Linked DNA regions of Homo sapiens: region 1 is linked to region 2. Evidence: chromatin contacts called from ENCODE Hi-C or POLR2A ChIA-PET data. All regions are on one chromosome and are shown on one strand. Each heading gives the region's core, a stretch centred on a gene start or an enhancer-like site at or near the end of the contact. The rest is flanking DNA. Distances are from core to core; before and after follow the strand shown. Region 1 has its middle 12 kb from the start of CACNG4. Region 2 has its middle 60 kb from the start of CACNG4.

Region 1 (2,700 bases), core at 23-2,522, 47 kb after region 2:
ACGCATTGAGGGAATGTAGGTGGCAATTGTGAAGGAGAAGGACAGTGTCGCTGGAGGAGGGTTTTCCAGGCATCCAGAGGAGAGAAGCAGGTGGCCTGGCCAGGAGGCGGCAGCAAGACAGGGAACAGTGGACAGGGTAGAAATGCATCTTGGACATAACACTGGCAGGATCTGGTGATGAGTTGCCTGTGGTCTGTGGCCTGAGCCACAGGCCAATGGTGGTGCTGTACTGAGATGGAGAAGCTGGAGAAGGAGTAGGTTTGGAAGGAGGAAATAGACTCCATGGCACCTGCCTCCTGCTCAGAAGCCTTGTCATGCAATTCCTCTTTATGCAATTCCCCTTTTGAGTCTGTCTCCCTCTCTGAATGGGAGGTTCCATGAAGGCTGGGGTCACACCTACACAGTTCACTGCTGTATTTTTTTTTTTTTTTTTTTTGAAACAGGGCCTTGCTCCATCACCCAGGCTGGAGTGCAGTGGTGCAATCTCAGCTTACTGCAGCCTGGAACTCCTGGGCTCAAGCCATCCTTTCACCTCGGCCACCCAAAGTGCTGGGACTACAGGCATGAGCCACAGTGCCCAGCCCACAGCTCCATTCTGAGTAGTGCTCACAGTGCCTGGCACCGGAAGGCCCTCGGATAGCCACTGTATTCATTTCCTAGGGTTGCAGTAACTAATTACCGGATGGCTTAAAAAAAAAAAAAGAAACATATTTTCTCACAGTTCTGGAAGTCAGAAGGCTGAAATCCAGGTGCAGATAGGGTTGGTTCCTTGAGGAAGCTCTAGGAAAAACCTGTTCCGCGACTCTCCCTCAGTTTGGGGGCTGTTGGTAGTCTGCGGTGCTCCTGGGCTTGCTGGCACCTTGCTCCAATCTCTGCTTTCTCCTCTGTGTGTCTTTTCCCCTTCTCTCCTAAGGACACTTGTCATTGGACCTAGGGCCTACCCTAATTGAGGATGATCTCATCTCAAGATCTTTAACTTGGTTACAGCTGCAAAAACGCTTTTTCCAAATAAGGCCACATTTGCAGGCTCTGGGCATTAGGACTCAGGCATACTTTTTGGGTGGTCACAATTCAACCCACTTCATCCACCAACTGAGAAAATGAATGAGTGAGTACCCGGCGATTTCTGGTTGATTGGAGAACCAAGTGTAACTCAAACGCTGGGTCAGAGAACAAAGCCCTGGCTTTTCAACCAGCCTTCTGTGGTAGCTGTTTGTATTCACCGCCAGTTTCTCTAAGTTGGTCATTTAGGGATGCGTCCATAACACAGCATGTCAGGTAGGTGACTCACAGTGAATAAACTGAAGAGAAGCTGAGTCATAGTTAAAAGCGGACTTAACATTCCAAAGGTGAACAGCAATCCAGCCTCGAGGCTGAAGCCATTCTTATGCCTCTGCCAGCCAAGGCAGAGACAGATAAATAAATACCATCACTGAGCCAGGCGGCACAGCGCGACCTCCAGGCCCGCACCCCTCTCAGGCATCCTGCCTGGCCGGTCTACCTCCTTCCAGAAGCAATGAATATTTCCAGCATGGAGCAGGAGGCAGGTCAACAAATGCTGCTCTAAACATCTTGGTCAAGCTTGCTATGACCTCCCATCCTGCCATACACACCTTAGGTCACAGGCAGCCTCCTCTCCACACTGCCACCCTGCAATGAGGGCCACCCCCTCTGGAAACTACAGGGGGTCAAAAAGTGGGAGGTTTGTCTGTGTGCCCCACAATCCAGGCAGAGAGGTCCAGGGCAGAGGGGACCTTTGAGGGGTACATGGCACCCTTCGAAGGCCTCAGAACACGTCTGCCTTTACAAGCTGACCACAGCCACCAACACTTAGTCTTAGGAACCCGACTTCTCTCTACCTATGAAGGTTTTCTGCAAGGTTTTGTCTCCTAGAGACCCTGCCCCATCCCAGGCCCTGCCCGGCTGACCATCCCCCCCTCCAGTATGAAGAGTCTGCCTGTCCTGATCCAAGACAGGCAAGGACCAGACCCTGGAGGAAGGCAAGTGACATTGCAGGGGGACAAGCAGAAAAGTGTCTGAGGAGCCCAAAGGCCAGGCTCTCCTGGGACTGAGAGCAGCAGCTCCGGCTCCAGGAACACACAGGGATGCACATGGCAGGAACTGGGGCTGTCACGAGCAAGGCCAAGTGCTCTCCCTGGGTGCTGAGTTTCTTTGATCACCAGACCTGAGAAGGGCCCTTTTCCACAGGGGCCTTGGGACTCCTGACTGCTGCCTCAGCATGAAAGTGTCCTGTCTCCCCAGCTGAGCCCCTCTCTGGGAGGCAGGTCCCCATCCCCTGGGCCTTCCTGCTGGGGTGTGCTGCTCTCCCCACATTGTGTGGGCACCAGCACTATCCACTTAGCACCTCAACCCCCCGGGGCCTCTTCACTCGTCTCCCAGGGGCTCCCCTAAAAGCTACTTGCTCCTGAGCTCCAATTGTAATCAAGTCCCAAAGCAGCTGGGTTTAAAGACACAATTATGCATTATGGATAAAGGGCAGGTCACCCTCCCCCGCCAGCCAGCTGGGCATCTGTGCTTGCCCCACGGCTCCCATCAGAGGCTCCAGCAGGCCTGTCCCTCCCCTGGGCACACAGAGCAAGCCAAGGCGCCCCTTGGTGCCCGCAGTCCCAGGAGCCGAGCACGGGGCTCCTGGCTGCAGCCGCAGAAAGGCCCTCTTGCTGGGATCCCACTACAAATTGA
Region 2 (2,791 bases), core at 194-2,693:
CTTTGACTCAAAGAACTGAGCAAGAGCAGAGACTAAGCAGAGGCCATAGGGTGGATAGATGGATGGTGGAGGGGAGTCAGGAAAGGTTCTGGAGCTGGCAGGCGTGGAGCAGAGGGCAGGGATGGCATGAAGCAGCGTCACCTGCCTCTGCCCACTCAGAACACAGAAGCCCCGCCCGCCGATTCCTGGTGTCCTCAAAAGGCAGAGGGAGGCAATGGCAGCATTCATGGCCAGGCTCAGAGGCCACACCCTAGGGAGTCTGGGGAGAGGGGGAATCATCCCCGGGACAATCTTGGCCCAGCTCCTGGGGGCAGCAGTGAGGGCAGAGGGGAGGGATGCAAGTCGGCCGGCATGGACCCACACATAGACGCCTTGACAGAAAGAGAGGCCATTCCTACATTGCTTCTTGGTTGAAGTCATTGGTACGTGCTCTATGAGAGAAGGGGATTTCCTCTGGGAGAGGAGCCTGCAATGGACTGAATGTGAATGTCCCTGCAATATTCCTGTGTTGAAATCCTAACCCCTGGTGTGACAGTGTTAGGAGATGGAGCCTTTAGCAGGCAACTGGGTCACGAATGGGGTTACTGCCCTTATTAAAGCGACCCCAAAGATGGACCCCTCTTTCCATCAAGTGGGAATACAAAGAGAAGCCAGCCGTCTTTAGCCCGAAAGAGGGCCCTTAGCAGCCCCGGACCACGTAGGCACCCTGATCTCAGACTTCCAGCCTCCAAAACTGCGAGAAACAATGTCTGTTGTTTAGATACCACCCAGACTATGGTACTGTGTTGCAGCAGTGCCAGAGGACTAACAGAAGCCCCAAAGATGATTAAAATTAACCAAAGATAATTAAAATTAAATCGATTTTTTTAAAAGAAGAAACACCAAAAACCCACTGCAGTTCAAACACACTTACCTGGACAGAAAATTTTTAGGGAAAAAAAAAGATAGCTGCAATACACACACACACACACACACACACACACACACACACACACCCCAAATGCCAAGCTTCTGAATGCAGAGCAGGTGTGTCCCACCGGGAGGACATTGCCATCAGGAGGCTCTGGCTGATAATTAAGCTACAAACATGTACAGAGGCATGGCTGTAGCCAGAGAACATTGTAGATCATTAGGAAATTTCACCTTCTCTAGCTAAGGAGAAGAAAAATGTGGAGAATCTAGCAATCGCCTCCAAAAGCTTTCGCTTAGTGCCAGTACAATCTAAGAACAAGGAAGGGGTCAGAGAAGGGCCATGACAGAAGGAGAGGCCAGGAGGGGGCAGGCCCCGGGCACAGGGTTTGAGCCCCTGTGTCTGGGACTGTGGGAGAGGACTCGCTGATAGCAAGTTACTGCTGGCAGAGTTCCCATTTTTTCAGCTCTTGCCCCTGGATCTGGGAATGTGCTGCTCACTTCCTGTAGTCTTTCTGCCTTTGAGAATGAATTTCTAAACAGTAAAGATCCAGCTCTATGAATTCACCAGCCATGACTTCAAAACAAGTTTCCCGACTTCAGAGAGGCACACCTGTCATTGACTTGGGGGGCCATTTAGGGAATCAAGTGCCCCTCACTAGGGCCCAGCTGGTTGGCATGGAAACCCTCAGTGCACAGATGCAGGCTCTGGCAGGTTCTGGCATATTCTGGGGCAGAGCAAACTCCCCCGCTGTTCTGATGCAGCCCATCTTGGCGCCCTGGAGCCTGTCCATGGCTAAAAGCCAAACCACGTCAACGTTGAGATATTTTCCACCAGCACGTTATCACTCAACAAATAATGGGAATGCTAGACATTGAGTAAATAAATACGAATTTGAACAGGGGACCTAAAGGGTTTGCTGACCAGTGGGGTCTGTGGTCAGGGAAGGCTTCCCTGAGGAAATGATGCTTAAGCCCAGTCCTGGATGAATGAGTGAGGGCTCCCCAAGGAAAGGTCTTGGACAGAGGATTTCATGGGACTGTCATGGGAAAGGCTCTGAGGTGGGCTTGAGAAACTAAGAGGAGCCCAGGATAGCAAGCAGGAGAGTGGAAGAACATAAGGGGTGGAGGCTATGGTTGGGGTGAAAATGCAGGCGATAACTGTTGTGCCCGTTACTTGGCATTTTTTAAAGGGGGCAGGGGTGATGAGCACGGTTTTTCATAAAAACAGTCAACTCCTGCCAGGTGTGGTGGCTCACACCTGTAATCCCAGCGCTTTGGGAGGGCGAGGCAGGCAGATCACCTAAGGTCGGGAGTTCGAGACCAGCCTGGCCAGCATGGTGAAACCCCGTCTCTACTAAAAATACAAAAATTAGCCAGGGATGGTGGCAGTTGCCTGTAATCCCAGCTACTTGGGAAGCTGAGGCAAGAGAATGGTTTGAACCCAGGAGGCGGAGGTTGCAGTGAGTCAAGATCGCACCATTGCACTCCAGCCTGGGCGACAGAGTGAGACTCTGTCTCAAAGAAAACAACAACAACAACAACAAAAACGGTCAACTCCAAACTTCTCCCAATCCAGACAGACCAGTTCACAAGGGCCTAATGTCTTTCTCTACCAGGTAGAGAACGGCCTGATGAAACAGTGGCTATTTTCCCCAACTGCTTACATGAGAACACAGAGTCTTGGAGAATCCAAATAACTTGCCCCAAACCAGGAGGCCAACATGTGAAGGATCCTCAGATTTGGAATAAGATTTGTCTGACCTAATTTCCGTCCTGGCACAATTTGCGTGCCGCCTGCAACTGAGTTTTCGTTGAAGGGTCACTCACTCCGCCATTGAGTGATATTTATTGAGTGGCTACTGCATGCCAGAGGCTGTTC

What was found. A loop is a pair of places that touch in the nucleus more often than their neighbours do. ChIA-PET counts read pairs that join two places held with the same protein, here RNA polymerase II (POLR2A). Pooled maps may share reads with other maps.
Region 1: a loop to region 2 is called in a map of PC-3, with 5 times the contacts of the local background. The contact joins two enhancer-like sites. A Hi-C loop is called at or near these places in 4 of 168 maps with a recorded cell type or tissue (Caco-2, Calu3, PC-3 and 1 more) and 3 of 50 pooled maps. POLR2A ChIA-PET finds 5 or more read pairs at or near these places in 4 of 52 experiments (A673, AG04449, SK-N-SH and 1 more).

The regions. Positions count from the first base shown.
Region 1 is chr17:66,950,884-66,953,583 of GRCh38, forward strand. No RefSeq gene overlaps it. Among named protein-coding and RNA genes, the nearest start is that of CACNG4, 12 kb to the right of the region's middle. Within about 2 kb of position 1,273, at least 14 of the 41 ENCODE cell types and tissues checked have a DNase peak (open chromatin) inside an H3K27ac peak, as active enhancers do; they include PC-3, where a contact is called at or near this core.
Region 2 is chr17:66,903,753-66,906,543 of GRCh38, forward strand. No RefSeq gene overlaps it. Among named protein-coding and RNA genes, the nearest start is that of CACNG4, 60 kb to the right of the region's middle. Within about 2 kb of position 1,444, at least 15 of the 41 ENCODE cell types and tissues checked have a DNase peak (open chromatin) inside an H3K27ac peak, as active enhancers do; they include PC-3, where a contact is called at or near this core.